2 separate regions of the Homo sapiens genome follow, and region 2 is linked to region 1. Evidence: chromatin contacts called from ENCODE Hi-C or POLR2A ChIA-PET data. All regions are on one chromosome and are shown on one strand. Each heading gives the region's core, a stretch centred on a gene start or an enhancer-like site at or near the end of the contact. The rest is flanking DNA. Distances are from core to core; before and after follow the strand shown.

What was found. A loop is a pair of places that touch in the nucleus more often than their neighbours do. ChIA-PET counts read pairs that join two places held with the same protein, here RNA polymerase II (POLR2A). Pooled maps may share reads with other maps.
Region 2: a loop to region 1 is called in a map of sigmoid colon, with 4 times the contacts of the local background. The contact joins two enhancer-like sites. A Hi-C loop is called at or near these places in 2 of 168 maps with a recorded cell type or tissue (sigmoid colon and tibial artery) and 3 of 50 pooled maps. POLR2A ChIA-PET finds 5 or more read pairs at or near these places in 1 of 52 experiments (activated T-cell).

What each region holds. Positions count from the first base shown.
Region 1 is chr10:3,465,509-3,470,223 of GRCh38, reverse strand. All of the region lies in intron 3 of LINC02669 (long intergenic non-protein coding RNA 2669), which reads left to right. The region is part of intron 1 of LOC105376360 (a long non-coding RNA gene); the gene reads right to left. All of the region lies in intron 1 of LOC124902538 (a long non-coding RNA gene), which reads right to left. Among named protein-coding and RNA genes, the nearest start is that of LINC02669, 35 kb to the left of the region's middle. RefSeq lists an enhancer at 1,717-2,916. Within about 2 kb of position 2,628, at least 32 of the 41 ENCODE cell types and tissues checked have a DNase peak (open chromatin) inside an H3K27ac peak, as active enhancers do.
Region 2 is chr10:4,058,038-4,062,752 of GRCh38, reverse strand. The region is part of intron 4 of LOC107984195 (a long non-coding RNA gene); the gene reads right to left. Among named protein-coding and RNA genes, the nearest start is that of MIR6078, 69 kb to the right of the region's middle. Within about 2 kb of position 2,797, at least 6 of the 41 ENCODE cell types and tissues checked have a DNase peak (open chromatin) inside an H3K27ac peak, as active enhancers do.

The sequences.
Region 1 (4,715 bases), core at 1,379-3,878:
AGCCCGGCATGGTTGTGCATGCCTGTAGTCCCAGCTACTTGGGAGGCTGAGGCACAAGAATGGCCTGAACACAGGAGGCGGAAGCTGTAGTGCGCTGAGATGGCACCACTGCACTCCAGCCTGGGTGACAGAGTAAGACTCCATCTCAAAAAAAAAAAAAAAACAATAACAATAATACAAACAAAAAATACAGTACAACGACTATTTCAATGGCATTTATCTTGTATTAGATATAAGGTATGTAGAGATGATTTAAAGCAAACAGGAGGATGTGCATCAGTTATATGCAAACACTACACCATTTTGTGGATTTGGGTAGTCACTGATGTTGTGGGGAGGGTGTGCTGGAGCCAGTTCCCCAGGGATACCGAGGATGACTGTATTCAAGCTGAAACTTGGCCCACAGTTGGGAAAACATCCAGTTTTCAAGGTGGTACCTTCAGCTGTTTCACAGGAAAGATCAACTTGGCCTTTTTCTTTGGGAGCCAGACACAAAGCAGTGTCTTCCTTCAGGTTCACTGCTACAGAAAACCTGCACGTCTTTTCCCTCAATAATTGAGGTGTTGGTGTTCCTTCTCCTTCTCTGCCCACATTTTGCTCTGACTCAAATTCCTCAAATAAGAGTGAGATAGCACAGACTGGGAAAAATCCAACTCTCAGGAGAGTTCGAGGCCTGGCAGCGTCAATGGCGGGCATGTCCAAGCCTCTCCCTGTTGGAGCTGATTCTGTTCAAGACAGGGAGCAGCTGATGCTTTGGGGAACTGAAGTGGGGACCCCCCCACACACCATCTCTACTCCCACCCGCTCTCGGACCCGAGTGGGAACAGCTGTTTCAGCAAGACTGAAATATTAGACTTAGCTGCGGTTTAGTCCTGTCCTAGACTCTGCAGAACTTTTTTTGGCTCTTTGCAAGGGCGTAATGAGTCATGCATTTCACAAGCATTTTCTAAAACGGGGAAACGCCTCCCTATTTGAAATAAGATTCTCCTATGAAAAGAAACTGTGTCAAAAACACCAAAGGACTAATCCACGCACTGTGTAACTTTCATTCCCCCTGCTTGAGTCTCTGCTGAAGACCGGTTTTAACTGTTAGAGGCCTGAAACCCAATCCTGTTATAAATCAAGAAGCCAAATTCCCTTTGGGCTTACATCAGAGCAAACAAATCAGTGCCTCCTCTAATACTAAAGATTAGGTCACAGGCCAGAGGAAACCTAACCTGCTTTGTGGGTTTAGAGCTGCAAGAGCTGTACAAAAAGAAAGAAAGAAAGAAAGAAAGAGGAGAGAGAGAGAGAGAGAGGGAGAAAGAAAGAAAGAAAGAAAGAGAGAGAGAGAGAGAAAGAAAGAAAGAAAGAAAGAAAGAAAGAAAGAAAGAAAGAAAGAAAGAAAGAAAGAAAAAAAGCTCTTGGCCTAACCCTTAACCAAATGTGAAGTGCGTGTCATAGGTGGATGGAATGTCATTCTGCTCCTTGAAATCATCATTTTTAGCAACAGATTCATATCACAGTCACTTTTCCATGATGGCATCTCCACATTATTTTGACCCTTAATAACCATCCCAGGCACCAAAAGCAATCATCAGGTTCTATCACAAGCACTTTTCTGATACCTTAAAAATTTTCAGAGTCTGGGGCTGGTAATTTCTCTTTATGTCCCTGTAAACCCCAAATCAATCTCGACTTCCCTGCCCTTTCATCCAACTGATGCTGAGAACTTTCTCCCCAAAGAAAGAAAAGCCAGGCATTCAGAGTCAGATGTGGTGTGGACTGTTTCTGGTTAGATGACTCAGCCCATTTTTGTGGATTTCCCAAGATGCTTTCTGAAATTCTGTTGAAAAATATCTTGTGTGATCTGGTAACAAATTAAACAAAAGACAAACCACCAAATGCTTGCCTGTTTGAAAAGGCCAACCACAAAATACTCCGATTCACGGTGACCTATCGTGGGGGAGAAGCAGCTCTGGATCATCAGATAAATTCTAACTTCCACAAACCCCGGCTCCCTGGACTCCTTTCTGAGGCTTCATGAAAGATAGAGGGGGGTTTCACATAACTGCATTTCAAATAACTCTAAGGCTCATGACACCAAGATACTTTTTAAGGTTTTAGAAAACTTGCCCTCCTCTGCTGACCATGCCAAGATGCACTGGTGGCTTTGGTTTGCCTTATTTTGCCATCTTCAGTTTTAAAAGTATTGAGAGACAGAGGATGCTTGTTTGTTTTCATTTTGTTTTAATTCCAGAAGCTAAGTAATCACTTAATATATATTTTCTTTGACAATTAACAAAAGTGATTCATACTTTTTGTGGAAGTCTATTTTCTTTCCAGCAGCACACGCCCACATTTCTTTGGTGACTTACAGAGCAGAACAATAAGCACCGAATCTGTTTTTCACCAACCAGGATTCCTCGCCAGGCTTTTCCCAGCATACTCACGCAGATGGAATTTCTGGCTCACGCTTCGTCCTTTTGCTGTTGTTGTTGTGTTTGTTGAGGTTGTTGTTAGGTGTTTTCCTCTGAACTGAAAAAGGGATATATCTATGCTCTCCCTGATCTCTCGGGAAGCTGACAAAACAAAGAAGCGTACGTGCCCAGCACACACAGCCCCGCCCAACCCTGTGGTGTAGTTTGTCCTGCCCAAACACATGAACCACAAAGTGCGCTCATTCACAAACACACAACTTCCTTTCCTGAACAACAGCGCCTCCCGCTCCCGCTGGAAAGGGTGTCCCCAGCTGTCTGGGAGATGTCCTGCCCCGCCGCACGGGGGTGGAATTTGCAGTTTTGCAGAGGAGTCACCAAGACGAGGCAATTTGCTTGCTCTTGGTAAAGTTGTTTTGTTGTTGTTGCCGTTGATTCTATTTCTCTTTCTGGAACTGAAATGTTGGCCTTTGGAGAATTCCTGCGCTATAAGGAGTACACAGACTTGGGAAAACTTAGCACACCAAGAGAAGGAGTGGCACTATGTGTTTTGCCAAAACCCATCTGAAATTTCCTGTTTTCCACGTTTGGGATGTAACGTTAACTTTTAGGGTCAGAGTTGCTCTCTCCCGGGGAAGTTGCAACTTTTTATTCCTGACTTCTTCAAGGGCTTGTGAAAGATCTCCAATGTGCTTCTACAAAAGATACAAATGCCTTTTTAAGAAAACCCTCTGTGAGCTGCACTCATTGGATCTGAAACCAGATGCATTCAATTTGCCTTTAAGTCTTCACCAGCTCATCCTCAAGGTAAACAAAGAAAACTCAAGCAAGTGTACAAAGAATTTTATTTTGCCCTTGAAGATAGTAAAACAACTTCAGACATTGAATAGTCTGTGAACAATCAAAAAAGTTACACTAACATCTAATATTTAAAATGGCTTCAGTCAGTAAGAACCTAAATGTCATAATTTTCATTCTATATAGACTTTATTAATGACTGTTAGAGTATACAATGTGTGTGTATATTTATATACATACACTGAATGTTAGAATATATAATGTGTGTGTGTGTATATATATATATATACACTGAATGTTAGAATATATAATATACACACACATTATATATTCTAACATTCATTAATAAAGTCTATATCTATTAATGGCATTATATATATTAAAGACCTAATATATAATGATACTTTTATTGCCAAAAGGGAAAACTGCAAAAAAATAGATATTTTTACATTTTTAAGAACAAAGTCGAGGTCAGGCACGGTGGCTCACGCCTGTAGCTGGTGGCTCACGGCCTCCAGCACTTTGGGAGGCCGAGGCAGGCAGATCATGACGTCAGGAGATCGAGACCATCCTGGCTAACACGGTGAAACCCCGTCTTTACTAAAAATACAAAAAATTAGCTAAGCATGGTGGTGGGCGCCTGTAGTCCCAGCTACTCGGAAGGCTGAGGCAGGAGAATGGCATAAACACGGGAGGTGGAGCTTGCAGTGAGCTGAGATCAGGCCACTGCATTCCAGCCTGGGCAACGGAGCGAGACTCCGTCTCACAAAAAAAAAAAAAAAAAAAAAAAAAAAAAAAAAAGAACAAACTCTAATGGTTCCGAAAAGATGAAAAACTCTATATTGTTAGTTGTTTCTGAATAGAGAAGTACAAATACAAGCAATGAGATAAGATTAGATTCTGTAGAAACTTCCTGAGAAGCCAGTCTCCAATCTATAATCTCCTTATTCTTTCCTTCAAATCTTAAACCAACTGAATACAGATTTTAGCTGAAATATAGCCATATACATAACACCATTTACTCTAAAAATTTCCTCCATGAAACTTAAAGTTGAAAATAGAAACACTGCCCACGTTCCCTGAAAAATCACCCTATAATTATTCCGGAAAATGCTCAGATGGGTCCTACGTGGTGTAAAGCAGAGGAAAGCTCTGACCACTTGGTGACCTGGCTGCCTCCGGCATGTGCCACGTGCATGAAAACAGGAGGGAGGCACGCACTCTGTGATGGTGCCATGGCTGGGGCCTGAGCCGCCCCGTTCCTATCCTGTCACCCCCATCTCCCGCGCAGGCTTCTAGCTGTGAGCAGTGGTTCTAGGCACCCCTGTTTATATTCACTCATGTTCCTGCAGGTGAGCTTTCATTCCTGAAGTTTGTGTAATGCTGAAGTTACAGTTTTACAAGCAACGTTGAAAACGGCTTCCTGCTGTAACTTTCAGGAAGAGGAAGAGCTGTGTTAAGCCAAACTCTGGAGGCCAGTGACTGCATGTTTGCTTCCAC
Region 2 (4,715 bases), core at 1,548-4,047, 590 kb before region 1:
CACTATCAACTCTCAAGAGAAGCATCTGCCAGCCAGCCACCCATGATTCGCAGGGTTTAGGCTCTGGAACGGTGAAGAAGTGGCTCCACGCCATGGGCAGATCTGAAGGAATTCTTAGCAATCGTGTCCGTTCTGATGCTAAAATGAGGAAAATCTAAATCAACGCTGGGATGGACACAACAAAAGCAGAAATTCCAGCATATTTAGAAATAATCCCAATAATCCCAACCAGAAATAATCTAAGGTCTGCCATGGATAAAAATACAAAACCGGATTTAGGGCTAGATTCAGCAGGAAGGGCTTGTGGAATGACAGGAAGGAGAAGGGACAGGGAGGGGAGACACAGCTGATGGCCTCACTGTAGATTCAAGATGAGGATCAGTTAGAAGCATTTGGACAAAGGTCAAAGCTGTTAAAAAAAATTCATACACCATCAATCAAAATAAAACAACGTGAATGAAGTGACTCAGGGAACATGCAGTTTGGCTCAACTGTAAACTGCTTCAGTAACATCTTGCTCCCCTTCTCCTGGTCAAGAAACTACATTATTCATCTTCCAATAACAGATTATCGCCCTGTTCTTGGAATGAGAGGAGCTCCACATTGCTGGAAAATAGCACAGCTCACAACACCTAGAAGAATATCCACATGACTTTCAACATACTTTAGAAAAAAAATCACAACAAAGTGGCTCAATGACTAAAGAGAGACATTTCTTCTATTTGCCATAAAAACCAGAAAGGCTATTTGCAGAAAAAGAGCCAACATATTTTCTTGAAGTCATTGGTAGGCTGTCTCTTCCCCAAGCAGAAATTCAAAAACACAATATAAACATTTGGTTCAAGTCTTGGCACTTTCTGCAGTAAGAACAATACCCCTCCCTCTCCCTGGTGGTAGCAGAACTGGGGAGCCCTGGGCTGAGCCCGTTCCCTCCCTCTCTGCCATACTGCCTGCTGGAAGACTGGAGGAACGTCTAAACTTAGCACATCGTGGTGTAGGCAAGATTATGCAAGCACAAGGAGATAGTCCAAGCAAATGTTCTGAAATGAATTCATATCTTCAAGATCAGAGTCTAGACTTATTTGCCCAGACGCTCAGCACTTCCCTGCTCTTGTTTTTGAAAATTGTGGTCCTTGGCACCCAGTTAGTTTGTCCTATCTTCATAGATTCTGGGAGGGGGCCAGACACCAGCGTGACTGTCTATGCACACTGCGTGCTGGACTGTCATGTGTGAGGGCGTGTTGTGGGTGTGCCTGCACATGCCTGCATGTGTGAGTGCTCCTTCTTCAGGAAGTATTTTTACCTCATTGCACATTCCCCTTCCTGCATAAAATGAACTCCTTCCATTTCTTAACCAAAATGATTCTTGCCCATCAATCAGGATTCTGTTTAAATGTCATTTTCTTAAAGGTCTTAAAGGGTATCCTCAGATCACTGGAACCCAAGTAGGAATTTGGATAAATTATCTCATGTCCCAGTTCTTTTCCTTAACACATTTTTGCCATAATATATACCCTTGAATTTTTAATTGTTTAATGCCTGTCTCTCACTAGTCTACCAAATTACTGAGGATGGAGACCCTATCTGTTTCTTTATTGTTGTATACTTAACATATAACAAAGTGCTTAACACCTAGAAGCCAGGTAATTAATAAACAGTCAGATAAATACATGAGCAACTGAATAATAAAGATAACTCCATATAGTTATATGTGGAAATATATATATATTATATATACACTGTTGTGATTATCGTTATTACTTTTGTCATCACTGTTCTAATTTGGGGTTCAGTTTTTATTAATTATTTATAAAATTTAGTAATTTCTAGATTTACCATAATATAAATTAATTATTACTATCTAATACAAAATTACTGTTTACCAGCAAATTCTCACAAATAATTATTATAGTAACAAGAAACTATTACTATAACTAAATTATTACAAATTATTATTATAGTCTATGAATCCAACAGGAAACAGCAGCTCTTATTTTGAATAGGTAAGGTTTCTAAGCTGGAGGGATCAGGTCTTCCTTATCCAGCTTAATTTCTAGTCCTTCCATGACATTTTTCCAGATAATATGCCGGGACACCCTTAGCATTCCATCAAGTTTTGGGTAAGAATATTTTCCATCTCTGGCCAGCTTGATTTGCCGAGCTGTGCTAGATGTCAGCAGCTGCACTGGACATTAGCTGAGGGTAAATAATGAACATGCATCAGCTTCCAACTCTGTGCCAGCCTGTGCCACATCTTTGGCCCTGGGTAAGGTTAGCCTAAGTGATGCCAGCCAAACACCCTCTGCAGGCTCCTTCCCATCTTCTTGGTTCCCCTTCTTCCCCGATGCACGCCCCCCACCCCCCAAAAAAGTCTGTCACTCCTGCTGCTCAGCCTAAGGCAAGCTATACACAATTGTTGATGCACGAAAGAAGATATGCTGGACACACAAAATGAAACAAACAGAAACTCAAGGCCATCGACGCTAAAGCAACCCTTCTGGCTGGTGTTTGGAGACCAACACAAACTTTCTGGAGCATATGTCAGCATTTAAGATGGGAAAAAAATGGAAATCAAAAGAGTCCCTTTCCCCTGTTCCTGTCTCGCCACTCCCAAACCGTCGTTACTCTGGTCCCTTCAGGTGAAATTTAGGGTTGGTGGAAGGAGGGTGGTGCCCTGGGCCAGGTGGTCAAGAGTAGCATCACAGCTAGTTAAACTCAGGGCAACAGGAAGGAGACTAGACATTAACGACTGAGGTGTAGCTTCCTCTTGGCGGACGTTCCACATTACCACTGACTTTGTGCATCCCTGCTCATCTAAGCTGTGGTTAGATGTCATCTAACTTGTGGTTCTCAACTTTGGCTACCCGTCAGTCACCTGGGGAGCTTTGAAAACTCCTGGAAGAAAAGACCCCGGAGGCACCTCAGGCCAATTGGATCAGAATCCCTTGGGCTTCCAGATGGCTCCGATGCACCATTACAGCTAAAATGCTTGAAAAGGGTCACAAGGCGTTCAGGTGTTAAATCAGACACAGAACAGAAGAAGCAACTGCTCTGTTTAAAAATAAGAGCCACCTATAATGAATGCTATTTTTAAGAGGTTTTATACAAGCAAAATAAAGCATACAGCCAACGCCACTTTCTTTCTTTTTTTTTTTTTTTTTAAACACAGAGTCTTGCTCTGTGGCCCAGCCTGGAGTACAGTGGCACGATCTTGGCTCACTGCAACTTCTGCTTCCTGGGTTCAAGAAATTCACCTGCCTCAGTCTCCTGAGTAACTGGGATTACAGGCATGAGCCACCACACCTGGCTAATTTTTGTGTTTTTAGTAGAGACAGGGCTTCACCATGTTGCCCAGGCTGGTCTTGAACTCCTGACCTTGAGTGATCTGCCCACCTCGGCCTCCCAAGGTGCTGGGATTATAGGCGTTAGCCACCACACCCAGCTTCTTTTACTCTTACAATAAATTTTGCTTTGTTAGAGTGAAAATAACATCAACTGTGTTACTCTGTATGAAAATGTTCTTTTTCCCTGTTTGGTTTTACAGCATCTCCATTCCTACAGCTATAATTTTATATGATGCCTTGCTGGTATTTGCAGAGCAAAAATATTATATATTATATGTAGTTCCTTCTGCCAAAAGGTATAGAAAGTTTTGTAAAACTATGGAAGAGGAAAGAGCATTAGGTTTATTTTTAACTCATAAAAATTTTATTTGCTTTTTTTTTTCCCCTTTACACGGGTTGCTGTTACTTTAAGAGTCTACTGGCATTTAACTGGCAATAAAAAGGGCAAAACAAACTGTTCCTTCCTTTAGATTGTGCAATTTTATTGCGCTGTTTTAGAGGGACCAAATATGCCTTTAAAAGAAATGCATGTTTAACCACCTTCTTTGTGTAAAGCAGTAGGTCTGTGAGTTGACAAACCCCAAGGGTAAGGTAGTGGTTCTGTGTGTGCCTGATGTTTTTCAGGGATACTTAGAAACAATCTGAAGCTGAGTGGCATGGATGGCACTGGCTCCGCATGCAACCAAATCAAAGACGACTGAGTTTAGCTTGAGCCCAATCATGTCTATACTCAAAGTAAACGCAAAGGCGTCTGGAAGACCACGGTGATATACTATGGCTCTAACCAGAGGAATCAGCATAGAATTATATGTTTACACTAAATTGGGAAGCCATTGACCAGAATAAACGTTTCACACTTAATCGATGACACATTTTTGATCATATAGGCAACGCTATCCAATACCAACAGTGGGTTCTATCTTGCCTTTGGTGATGCTGTGCTTTCTGTTTTCATAGCTTTCTACACATGTTCACATAGATCGAAAAAACGGCAGCGTAATGAGTCAATAGCAAAATGGTCACTGGCGTTTCAAAATATTACTCAGGCAGAAAATAATATGTGGATTTCATAGCAGTACGTATATTTAAAAATAAAAGTTGGAGAATTTGGAGGAAAAGAAGAATTTTTTTGAAAATATGTTTTGCCTCCAAGGGAAATAGAGCAATAACCTCCACTATCAGATAGCTTTTTATTTGTTTTTCCTCTTTCCTCATGGCTCTGTTATTTTCTGTGGTCATAGCAGCAATCAGAAATGAAAAGATTATTATTTGCTATGGGTGGGTGCAAAAGTAATTCAAGTCTTTTTTCTCTAATGTGGCTTTATTACCACTTTCATCAAAAATGTTATAATAACAGTATTTAATTTTGAT